3 separate regions of the Homo sapiens genome follow, and regions 1 and 3 are each linked to region 2. Evidence: chromatin contacts called from ENCODE Hi-C or POLR2A ChIA-PET data. All regions are on one chromosome and are shown on one strand. The core of a region is the stretch at or near the end of the contact, and the rest is flanking DNA. Distances in the headings are between cores, read along the strand shown.

Region 1 (4,098 bases), core at 1,088-3,587, 340 kb before region 2:
TATTCTTATATATAAGGAAACTTGAACATATTCTGAAATAAATGTGTAATAATTTATTCATAAGCAATGAAACATTACCTCAAAATAAAAATATCAAATATTCAAAAGAAAAATACTAAAGGTGGTAGTTTTGAAGAGAAGTAGTAAAACATTATAGTGAAAGAATTTCATAAAACATAAATCTAGATTTCCAAAAATGCTGTGATTTTTGTACAGTTGTTTGTTAATGGAAAATAAGTTTTAAAAGAAAATCATTTATATCCTATATTGTTTCACTACATTAGTGAAGTACAAAAATCAGTTTTGTATGACTCTGCATCTGAGAGAGCATTATCTTATTCACAGAAAAATAACATATACGAATACACATATAGTTTGTGTAATTCTGTCAGTTATAATAGCCTACTGAAGTACTTAAATTGATCCTGATTTTCTGTGATGACCATTGAATGCTTTGAAATGATAAGACAGCCTTATTTTGTGCTTCAAAAATATTGAAAAATATTTAAATACAAATGTAACAGAAACATTATTCACAAAATCACGGGAAAACACAGATGGCTTTTCTTTTTAATTCCCAAAAAGTATTGTGTCTCAAATTGGAAAATAACTTAAAAGGAAAATAAAACCTCTCCAAATTAAGACTTAAGGCTTTAAATTATTATCCATATAATTTTTTTTTACTTTATTTCAACATATAAATAAAACAATAATAATTATTTTTCATTGCAGAAGCTGATTCTTTAATAATTTAATGACTTGAATATACATAGGAATGCAAGGGTTTTTTCAGTGAATAAAAGAAGACACATAGGCCAAAAGGAAAGCTACTTTTCAAGTTTTAACTGATCAACAATTACTCGATGAGATATAATATTACAGAAAATTACTCAAATCCTAGGGCATTTTAGAATAATTTGAAATAGTAGAAGGTAAGCCTCTTTAATTGTAGTCAGAGAGCAATTTAATATTTAAATTTTACAGAAAACCAAATTGGATCAGTTTTTTGTTGTCGTATTTTCTTTTATATTTTATGTACTTTATTTGTACTCTGGGGAGGGTGGTATGGTTAGCTGAGCTTAAAATGCAATACAAACAATATACCAATAGCTTGAGACTTCTAGTGTAAATCACAAGATAGGTCCCCATTTAAATCCCAGACCAAGTAATAGCAAAGCAAGATTCATTCATTCTATTTTAGTATTTTGATAATTCTTATTTCCAAAGAGTTTCTTCAAACTATAATTTTAATTTCATCCTGACACCTTTTTTCAAAAAATGCATACTTCATTATATGGTCCTTGCACAACTGCACCACCTAGTGTTTACTCAGTAATTCCACAAATTTAATAAAGTTCTCAGCATTTAAAACAAAACAAAAACCCCTACCATCACCACCATGATACCACCATACTACATCAACCATCTAAACTTTGTTATCTTCAACTTATAAAGTTTAACTTTGTTTGACTTATAAAAGACTTATAAACTATTAAGTTTGGGATATATTAAAATTTTGGATTTTAATTATAATCTATTTAAAATATTCTGAGTGTACACTGAAATACATATTTCAAATGTGTTCAAACTGATTCTCTATTATTTCAAAAAGACTCACTTTTAAAAATCTAGAATGTATTTCAATGTCAAAATTAATAGACAAAAATGAGAATGGTAGGTGGCCTACCATTTTCATGGGCAAAAGCGATAATGGTGTATATCTCCTCTTCTCTCTACTCCTTTGGCTTCCTGAGGACAACAGAGTAGTAGGCAGAGTAGGCTCTTTTGCCTGTTCTTCACTCAGAATCATATTTTAAAAGCTGTATATAAGGAAAGGTATGCTACTATTAGTTTCCTCAATAGTTATTAGATTTTTTAAAATTAATGTTCCTGTTACAGTGTTGAGCAATAACTTTTTTAAATGTGCATCTGTGAATGATAAATTACCATATTATATGAAATTTAAAATATTAACCTGAGACTTATTTAATAATGTACCTGATTATTACTAATCATTATTGCAGTTCTACATTTTAATCAGGCATAAGTGATAAACTATTCATGTGAATTACTAGAATCAACATTGACTTTACATAGTTAAAACTAAGAATTCATAAAGTAAGCTGGAGGGAGAAAAAGAGGAATTCAGGCAAAACAGAAAGGTACTCTAAGGCCTTTCCAAAGACTTTATGATCCATTATCTACACTTGGGAGAGCCAATCCTATTCCTTTTCTAGCAGCAGGGTGCCACGGCCATGGATTACAGAATTCCCTGGCTGGTAAGTATACCAGTTCTCCAACTTGCCAACCTCCAGTGTTGAAAGCCAGGAGAGAGCCAAATACAATTTGGCTTAGAGTAGTAGTCCTAAGTGTTAAAGTGTGTGAGTAGAATGTGTGTGTGTGTGTGCACGTGTATGTGTGTGTATGTGTGTGTGTGTGAGAGAGAGAGAGAGACAGAGAGAGAGAGGAGGGAGAGAAAGAGAAAGAAAAAAAGAGACAGATGAATGAAAATGGAGGGCTTCAATCCAAATTGAAAACTAGTCCAGGCTTCCCATTTAAACTGCAAAGGTATGCAATCAAATCTTCTTTGGATAGTGTCTATTACCCTCTGTTCTCCAGCATCAGGCTTCTATAATGATGCATTTTCTTATCCACCCTGTGATAATCTACCCGAACATTTTATTTTTCACCTTCTTTCTAGTCGAGGTATGATTTATATAATTTGTTCCTCTAAAGCAGGGTATAAAAAAAACAATCCAAGTGATTTTCTTGGTGCCATGATGTCAAGTAGAACTCAGATCCACCTAGAAACATTCAAGTGTTCATGGACCACAGTGTATTCTCTAGAGGCTGAAGGTACACAAGAATATGACACACCTCCTTGGCAAAAAACGGTGCAATGGTCTACAAAGGGCTCTTCCAGCCCCTCTCGTTTCTTCTGAACGAGGCGCTCAGATTTAAAAAAAAAAAAAAAAAAGTACTGTGAAATGTGCCTGTGGATTGAAGGCTTTTCCTGACTCACATAAAACTTACCAAAACCTTTATCTTTGCTAGACTGATGCAGGGTCTTGCTCCCATGATCCTAGAGACCAACTGTAACAATACAGTCTCCTAAGATCTGACAGCCATACCTCTCAGGATCCTAAGTCTAACCCAGCACACCAAGGAACTATACCTACAAAAATATTGTGGGATACTATATTCACTGAAGCAGAAAAATGAGAGCCACGCTTGGGAGGGCCTTAGCCTGTAATTAGCTCCTCTGATCAGCAAAATGGAGAAATGGGGTAACACTCATTACTGTTCCGCCTAAAGAATAAAATGAAGTGAAAATGGTAAAAGGAGATATTTTATGCATGACGTATGTGGAAATAGATAACTCAGAGCCTTTAATATGAACTCAGAGCAAAACAGTAATGTAGTTTTTAAATTCAAGAGGAAAGAAGACAGAGTCCAGGCCTGCTCAAGGTAGGGGATCTAATAGACAATCCAATTCTAACAACAAGTTTGAATTCTCAACATAAAAGGGAAAGAAAAGTAAACTCACCCAATCTTTCCTACTCTAGAGAACTCCAACTAAAATTGCCTTGGCACTGAAAGGAGGCCAGGGGATTCTGTACCTGAGACACCATAGCCTGAAGCAAGCCACTGCATACAGTTACAGTCCAAATTATCTTGACTGGTGTATTCAAAACATTTTAAATCTTGACTTAGCCCAAACTGGTGCCAGGCTTGTAAGTGACCTCAAATGCACAGCATAAGCAAACAAAGTTCCTCTTGGAAGAATAATTACAAGATCATTCCAGAGCCCAAAGCCTTATTTAATTTTTCAAATTTAAAAAATGACACAATAAAACAAGGTATCATGAAAAAGAACCAGTAAAGGTATTAGAAAGCAGAAACAAACTCAAAAACTTAATATATTGGAATCAGGCACAGAAAATAAATAACTATATTTATATCTAAAGACATAAAAAACAGGGTTGGAAATACTGCAGAAAACAGAAAACTATTTTTTTAAAAAAAAGACAAAAGATTTCTGAGAAGGTAAATAAACTAGAAATGAAAAATATAATACTTGAAATTAGAAACTCAATA
Region 2 (3,925 bases), core at 1,208-3,707:
AAATCATTGTGAATGCAAAGGTAAGCCAAGGTTGTGGCCCATTGAGCTTCCTGGTTCCTAAGGTCATAGTAGGCTACACACAGACCCCATCGCCCACTCCCTCTGTCCCATCTATTCCATTGGTCACTCCCTTTTGCCTTTTCAGACTCTAGTTCCTAGCCCTGTCTTCCAGAATCTGCTGTCACCCCTCTAGTGTGCCAAGTTATGGTGCCCTATATTTGACCCTGGGTTGTGGTAGTGGCAAAAACACTGGGCTTCAAAAGTAGAGAACCTACTTCAGTCTTAGTTGTTGCTCTGACACTCATAGGTCATTTGGCCATCGGTACTTTGCATGAGTTTTCTGAACCTATGGTTTATCATGAAATGATATTACTGAACAGAAGAGTTTTAAGACTGAAAAAAGATTACATGTTTAAGAGTTTGGCATATGATAGGTGCTTGATAAATGTCAGTTCTCAAAATTATTTTTCTGGCCAGGCTCAGTGGCTTATACCTGTAATCCCAGCATTTTGGGAGGCCGAGGCCGGCAGATCACTTGAGGCCAGGACCAACCTGGCCAACATAGTGAAACCCCATCTCTACTAAAAATACAAAAAACTAGCTGGGTAGGTGGCACATGCCTATAATTCCAGCTACTCGGGAAGCTGAGGCATAAGAATTGCTTGAACCCAGGAGGGCAGAGGCTACAGTGAGCCGAGATTGCGCCACTGCACTCCAGCCTGGGTGACAGATCAAGACTCCTTCTCAAAAAAAAAAAAAAATTTTTTTTTTTCCATCAATGGATCTCTGAAATCACTTCCCAAATATTAACTAACCTACATGGAACTAAGTTGTAGGTGCCTAAAACCTCTGTTTTCTATTCCCCACCCCTAATTTCTTACAGACTTTGGATGGAGGCCTGAATGTCATTCAATTAGAAACTGCAGTAGGGGCTGCCATCAAAAGTTTTGAGAATTCTCTAGGTATTAATGTGCCAAGGAGCCGTTTTCTGCCTGTCAAAACCACATCAGATCTCTTGCTGGTGATGTCAAACCTCTATAGTCTTAATGCAGGATCTCTGACAATGAGTGAAAAGCGGGAATTTCCTACAGTGCCCTTGGTTAAATTAGGCAGTTCTTTTACGAAGGTACGTAACTATAAAGATATGTGAGTTCATATTTCTTAAATGTGTAATTATAAAGATATGATATACATGTGAATTGGAGACTAATTACAGTCTCTACCACTGACCTGTTGTATTCCTCTGTCTTTGATACCTTTTAAAGGGAATTGACCATAGAAGATAAATATTTTACTTCACATTTGAAACATGATTGCCATATGGAGAGTAGAAAATAATCTTTAAATTTTGGGGCATTTTATCTTCTGTCTCTTCCAAGACCAGTACTGCTTTCATCAGTGGGAAAAGGTTAATTCTGGCTTAACAAATACTTATTGAATGCCTATCATGTACTGGGCAGTGTTCTAGGTTCTAGGGATTTAGCAGTAAACAAAACAGACTAAATCTTTGTCTTCACGGAATTGACATTCTAGTGGGGAAAGGATGATAAGTAAGTAAATGTATGATATACCAAGTGGTGGAAAATGCTATGGAGAAACAAAGCAAGGGTGGAGAATAGGGAATGCCTGGGGAGGTGGCGGGGTGGTGTTGATGGTGTAATTTTACATTGAGTGGCCACAGGCAGCCTCATTGAGTTGATTGAGTCTGACAAATCGGTATCTAGTGCAAAAAGTGTTCTAGACAGGTGGAATAGCAAGTACAGTACATCCTCAGTGTCATCAGTATGTTCTTGGAAACTGCCACAGTAAGCAGAACAATGTGTAACACATTTTGCCATAGGCTAATTGATATAAACAAGAGTTCAGTTCCTACAGTTTATTTCTGGTCACAAAAATATCACCAAATTTTAAAAACAAAACACTTCTAATATTAAACTCTGAAATAAATGTGAGCTGTACATACATTGATTAATAAAAACAAGATAATTCTTGACTCACTTATTCCAGTTCAGGTTCACTGGTGACCAGAGCTTATCCCGGCAGCTCAGGGCACAAGGCAGGAGCCAACCCTGCACAGGCCGCCATCCCATCTCAGGGCACACTCACACATATCCACACTCATACTGGGACCATGTAGACACACCAGTTCACCTAACATGCACATCTTTGGGATGTGGGAAGAAACCAGAATAGTTGGAGAAAACCCACACAGATGTGGGGAGAACGTGCAAACTCCACACAGACAGTAGCCCTGGCTGGCAATCCTTTTTTTCCCCTCATCAGCGTTATAACAAAGTAACATTGAACAAAACAGCACTATCTGTGGACCTGCTGTAAAACTCCAACCTAGCCTGATAAGTGAAATCCAAAAAATTTAATCAATGAAATGTGACACTGTGAGCCTTTGTGGTTGGCCTATGGGGTCCTGCTCTGCCATCCAAGTCTGTTTTAGTCCACAGCAGGTGTGGTTTGGTGCCACCTGCTGTGGATGTGTAGAATGCAGATGGGGAATTAGAAACTATGAATGCATGTGTCCTCAGAGTCAAATGAAGAAAATATTTCAAGTGGGATTGATCATGTGTCAAATGCTGCTGCTGATTCAAGTAAGATGAGAATTAGATTTATCAGTATGGAGGTTTGGGAGCCTCACAGGCATGGATTTAAAAGAGAATGAAAAACGAGGAATTGGAGATATGAATATCGAAAACTCAAGAGTTTTGCCTTAAAGAGAAACAGAGAAATGGGGCTATAGGTAGAAAGGAATATAGGATTTGAGTTTTTGTTTTTTTTTAATGGGAGGATGTTTATACATTAATGGGAATGCAGTCAGGAGGGAAAAAAGACTGAAGAGGGAGAGTTGCTGAAACAACACTTGATAGGCCATAAGAAGGGATCTGATGAACAAATGGAGAGGCTGGCTTTAAGTAGGAATAGAAGCAGTCCAATTCCAGTACTAGGAAGGCAGAGTAATGGGCAATGGGGGCAAAGTAGTGGTGGTGGTGGATGGAAACAAGTGGAAGTTTTCTAATTGCTCCCATTTTCCCAGCAAAATAGGAAACGGGGTCACATAGGACAATCTCTAGTGCTTGTAAATCTAAGGAAATAAAAAGACAAAGATGGTGATAACATAATAATTTGTGCTGTTGCTCTTCCTAAAATGTGCTCTAATTTTTCAGAATCCGACCTATCCACTAAAGTCCAGCTCCAGTCTAGCCTGCTTCAAAGCATGATCTCTTTTTTTCAGTTAAATTCAGATTGTGTGAACTATTCATCTGGCTCTTGGCATGTTGATTATCTTTAAAAAAAAAAAGAAAAAAAACCCTTAGATCTGCTCAACTATCTTGTAAATTGCTTGGTGTAAAAACAATGTTTGTAGCTCCTGGTCTTTCCTGCACGGCATTTAGCATATAATGAGTGCTTAATAAGTAGGTGCTTCCCACAGAGGACCTGAGCTTTGCCAAAAAAGGTTTCTACAGTTCAGTTAAACTTTCTTGTTAATATTTTTCCTGTCTTTCTTTGAACCCATTTGAGACAAATTTTTATGTTTCTCCTTTTCTGTAAGGTTCAAGATTATCTAAGAAGATTTGAAAGTATACCAGATATGCTTGAATTGGATCACCTCACAGTTTCAGGAGATGTGACATTTGGAAAAAATGTTTCATTAAAGGTATGTTGTTACAATGAAAATTATATTTCTTACAGCTTACAATATAGGTCTCATTTTCTAGTCATAAATTTACATTTACTTTAAGGAATACTTGTTAGTCTTAGTGCCACCTTAATTACTAGTGTAATTATTTTACTGAAATGAGAATCTTTAAAATAGGATCACTATTAGCATTAGCTTACTAAAGATGATTGAGTAAAAGCAGAAAAAAAATGACAATTTGTACTGAATATAACCTATTAAAGGAATGTTATCACT
Region 3 (4,398 bases), core at 1,325-3,824, 270 kb before region 2:
CACAGTTTACCACCCTTGAAAGCTTAAAACCTTTTCCTTTGTCTTGTCACATCTAAATGGGCTGGTTTTTTGTGAAGATGCTATATAAACTCAAATTCTAACCATCGTTTTCAGTTACTCATCACTGAGTTTCTCCCACATGTATGTGTACTACATGTGTTAGTAAATTCTGTTTTTCTTTTGTTAATCTGTCTTTTGTCAGTTAGATTTCCAGGGCCCGAGATGGAGGCTAGGACCTAGGCAGGTAGGGGAAAAATGTTATTTTTTTCTCCCCATAGGTTTTTTCCTTTTCTTTTCCTTTCTTTCTTTCTTTTTTTTTTTTTACTTCTTAGCATCACTTCAAAGTCTATTATAATGTGGCCTCAAGTGACACCTTCCAGCCCCGTCTTTGACTATTATTCCCTGTACCTTCCATACCTTCCATGCTGGCCATGTTAAAGTACTTGGACAGTTAGTCACGTGCATGGCTCCATGCCTTTGTTTGGCTGTTCTCTTTGCTTAGAATGCTCTTCTCTGCTTCTCTAGACTGCCTTACACATAGGTAGTCAACATGTGCATATTGATTAAGGGGGGAAAATCCCAAGAACTTTTGTCCCACTGTCTTAAGACTAGTCCTCCAGTAGTAGACCCTAAAATGAGGTTTCTGAGGATTCAAATGCATGTGATTTACTAAGGCAGTGCTCCCAGGAGAAATCTCTAAGGAAGAAGAGCAGGAGCAGGGAAAAGGAGGAAGCCAAGCAATGGTGCATCTAGCCAAGGATGGCTCCAGCCTGATGAAATCAGGGAAACTTCTGTTCTTAGGCAAGGAGCCTGGGGCTTTTATTTCATACTCCCAAACCTCCCAATCATGGGATGGGGGTGGAGAATGTAATTCCCAGCCATTGCCTGCTCTCTATGCTGCCAGCAAAGCAGGCTGTAGCAGTACAGGCACAGTCCTCCAAAAAGAACCCCAGATGCTAGCTGTTAGAAGCAAAGGAAAGTCCAAGGGAATGGGAGCATGGGTGCTAAAAGGAATCTGGGCAGAAACACCAACATTATTCACCACTTCCACTGTTGGAGTGCAGAGAACAATACCCCAAAGTATGATGCTTTGTCATGCCGAACACTTCTGAATTAAAGGAACTTGGAAAGGCTAAGAACCGAGGAGTTTCTAGCCTTCTCTTATTTCTACCCCAAACCCCAAGCACAGGGAGAGGTTATCTCTGGTATTTCCCTTGTCTGACTGAGGAAAACTTCTTTCAAAAGAAATGCAATTGTCTTAAGACCCCCTCCCTAGGAATCTCATCAAATAACTAGGCAAGATTAACCACTGGAGAAAAGACTAAACATCATCACCATGCTCGGACAGACTTTTTATTCATTTTTCTGAGAGCAGCTCCAAGAGATTACCTGGGAGACTTTATTTACATAATATAAGAACCTCCGTTCACAGGGAAGTTCTGACCGTCACTATCCCACCACCTCCCCTAGTGCTCAGAATGAAGTTTTGTTCCAGAACAATGTCTGTTCTTTGGGCTCATTCAATTATCCTGAAAATCATTTACTACCCCTCAAAATTGCCCACATCCCCCATTCCCTCTCCCCTATGAAGAAGATTTTTAAACCTCAACCATCTGACCCTTCTTTGAGTTTCATATTTTGTATGGCTTCTGTACACACTTGCATGTTAATAAATTTGTATGCCTTTTTCTCCTGTTAATCTCCCTACTGTCAGTTCATTTCAGCAAACCTTCAGAAGGCAAATGGCAAACTTTCCCTCCACTCCTATGTTTACCCACTTAGTCTTACTCCTAATGAAGCCTAGATGAACTCTATCATTTTATACTTAGAGGGAGATGGCACTGTTAGGGCTCAGAACACAACAGCCCAAGGTATGATGTCTTTGGTATGCTGAGTACTTTGAAATGAAAGAGGCTGGAAGAACCACAGAAGCAAAGTCTCTCTCTGACCTTCTCTTATCCTCTTGTCTCCCATCCTTTTTCCTCCCCAAAGCAGGCCTATAAACTAGTATTCCTCTTCCCCAAGGTGACTCATAGCAATTAAAACTCCTGTTCCCCAAAACAAGTCATAAAACCTAGAAAGACCTCTTTTTCCCTTTTCACTTGAAGAACCTCATTCCATAGGAATTCTGCCCCATACCTTGGAGGATGAAATGCTTCCCAGAGAGGAATTTCAAGAATCTGAACAGACAGGCCTTGCTAGGTTTCTCCCCTCAGTTGATTACCATTAGATCATACCCTGTATCCAATCACATTTCTACGCAACTGTCTATTCTTCATTGAACCTAAGCATAAAAACAGACAATTTTCCCTAGGTTTGGGGATTTTCATTCTGAAGCCTCCCGTATCACATAAAACTTTGATAAAATAAGTTTGTTAGGCTTTTCTCTTGTTAACCTGTTTTTGTTATAGTGAGAGAGGAGGTAGAAAGACACTAGCTAGGCAGACAGGGCAAAGAGTTCTCGGCAGAACTTCCCTTCTAACAAAAAGCAGCCCAGGAAATCACTTACCTTTTAACAAAGAGCAGCCTGGAAGATCAGGCTGCAAACACAGATAAGGAAGCAGCTATGACACAGAGGTGGAGCTTCCTGGGTAATTGGCAAGTTTCACATACATACGGTGGATCCCAGTAAACACAATGGGCCTTAGTGAGCACATTCCTTTCCTTTTTACGACATACTCATGGGGAGATGCCTGCAGCCGCACCAACAAAAAAGGAGTACCTGGGGCCAGGCATGTCCACCGTGCGGGATCTACCTCCCCTTTTTCAGCACATGCACAGTAGGAAAGAAATAAGCAATGCGAAGAAGCTCAGGCCAAGGAGCCGTCTGCATAATAAAAGGTAGGGGTGGGGGCTGCCAGAGATTTGTGCTCTGTGCAGATGGCACACCTGGTTCTAACCTGTTTTTCATGCCCTAGGTAAATAAGATACCCCCTCCCCACTAACTCATTTATAAAAACCCTTGCATTTCCCTGCAGAATGGCAACACTTTTGGGGACCCCACTCTGCAGCAGAGAGCTGTTTCTTTTGCCTATTAAACTTCTGCTCTAACCTCACCCTTGGTGTGTTTGTGTCCTTGCTTTCCTTGGCCACAAGACCAAGAACTTCAGGTGCCACCCCAGGCAATGAGGCCATTTCAAGAGGGGTGTCAGCCACAACCCTTAGGATTACACCTGGGTTCTGCACATGATTTATGTGTGCATGATTTTCTACTCATGCTTCTTCTCTTACTTTGTGGCCCTGAGAATAAGCTTTCTCGTTTCACCATAGAGCTAAATTCATAGCACTACTTATTCTAGCTGGAAGTTACCTTGGTAATAATAATATTCTCAGGCTTGAGCTGGGGCATTTCCAGAATAAAGTTGCTCAGAGTTAATGCTCTCCTGTTCATTTATTTTTTCAACAGAGAGATTAGTCTGTGCATGGCATTGTGCTAATTCCAGGTACATTGATGAATTCTATCTTTATGGAACATACTATAAATAACACACATATAGTACAATAAATTCTTTGCAGGAAATAGTGCAATGTTAAGAAACTTACAGAGGTGAGAATCTACTTAGATAGGGATGGTTCTCTAAATCTTTCTGAGGCATTGATATTTAAGGCCAAGATCTGAAGAATAAGAAGGGAGAGGGGGAGTTCCTTCCTTACCTCACAAAGGGAATTATAAATGGAAAAGCCTTGAGCCTGGAAAAAACTCCTCCTGTTTTAGGAAAGAAAAGGTCTGTTTAGGCCTAAAACAAACTGGGGGAATTAAGGGAGGGAGGGTAAAGGGGCTGAAAATGGAATTGGAGAGGTAAGTAGGAGCCAGTCCATGCTAGACCCTCACCTTAGCCTAATAGGCTAGATTTCTTTTTAACATGCAAAAGTAAGTCTAATGTGCACCTTTGAGTCTTTTATATATCCTTTACTCTATAGCATAAAATAAGAAATATAAAACAAAAACGAAATAATTTTAAGATTCTAGTGGCTTTAGTATTGCCAATAATGTTGATTAGTGGACAACTTTGCTTATGTGGAAAGAGACCATATTACTCTCCTCCCTTCCTCCTATATTAGAATGCAAATAAGTAGCATTATTTAAACACAGCAACCCACGTGGAGAAGAAAAAAATCATTATTTTAAAAAGTATATGCAAATAAGGATATTAGTGATAATGTGAAAAGGACTAAATAAAATTACAATCCATAGAAGGATTTTAAAGCTAGAAGAAACTTTGAGATTATCCAACAAAATGCTTTTTTTTAATTGAAGTAATGACAAGGATATTTACGGTTTAAGAATTTTTTGTTTGTAAAAACAAAATGCCTTTCTCTAACATCCCCAAAAGTAAAAATAAAGCTGGAGTAGGTGGAAAAACAAATTTAGAAATGGATGCAAACCAGGAGCTTTTG

Evidence for each region. Hi-C counts contacts between places; a loop is a spot of excess contacts on that map. ChIA-PET counts read pairs that join two places held with the same protein, here RNA polymerase II (POLR2A). Pooled maps may share reads with other maps.
Region 1: a pooled map shows a loop between it and region 2 (2.7-fold over the local background). The contact joins two enhancer-like sites. A Hi-C loop is called at or near these places in 2 of 50 pooled maps. POLR2A ChIA-PET finds 5 or more read pairs at or near these places in 2 of 52 experiments (H1 and activated B cell).
Region 3: a loop to region 2 is called in a map of PC-9, with 3 times the contacts of the local background. The contact joins two enhancer-like sites. A Hi-C loop is called at or near these places in 1 of 168 maps with a recorded cell type or tissue (PC-9) and 5 of 50 pooled maps. POLR2A ChIA-PET finds 5 or more read pairs at or near these places in 3 of 52 experiments (MCF 10A, PC-9 and activated T-cell).

Annotation. Positions count from the first base shown.
Region 1 is chr2:63,542,899-63,546,996 of GRCh38, forward strand. The region is part of intron 1 of WDPCP (WD repeat containing planar cell polarity effector); the gene reads right to left. Among named protein-coding and RNA genes, the nearest start is that of WDPCP, 44 kb to the right of the region's middle. Within about 2 kb of position 2,338, at least 2 of the 41 ENCODE cell types and tissues checked have a DNase peak (open chromatin) inside an H3K27ac peak, as active enhancers do.
Region 2 is chr2:63,886,519-63,890,443 of GRCh38, forward strand. It overlaps UGP2 (UDP-glucose pyrophosphorylase 2), which reads left to right. Exons shown (of 10, transcript NM_006759.4): 7 at 1-20; 8 at 884-1,126; 9 at 3,563-3,667. Among named protein-coding and RNA genes, the nearest start is that of UGP2, 47 kb to the left of the region's middle. RefSeq lists a silencer at 2,297-2,591. Within about 2 kb of position 2,458, at least 3 of the 41 ENCODE cell types and tissues checked have a DNase peak (open chromatin) inside an H3K27ac peak, as active enhancers do.
Region 3 is chr2:63,612,622-63,617,019 of GRCh38, forward strand. It overlaps a transcript of WDPCP not described here. Among named protein-coding and RNA genes, the nearest start is that of MDH1, 26 kb to the left of the region's middle. RefSeq lists enhancers at 1,809-2,671, 2,672-3,534. Within about 2 kb of position 2,575, at least 6 of the 41 ENCODE cell types and tissues checked have a DNase peak (open chromatin) inside an H3K27ac peak, as active enhancers do.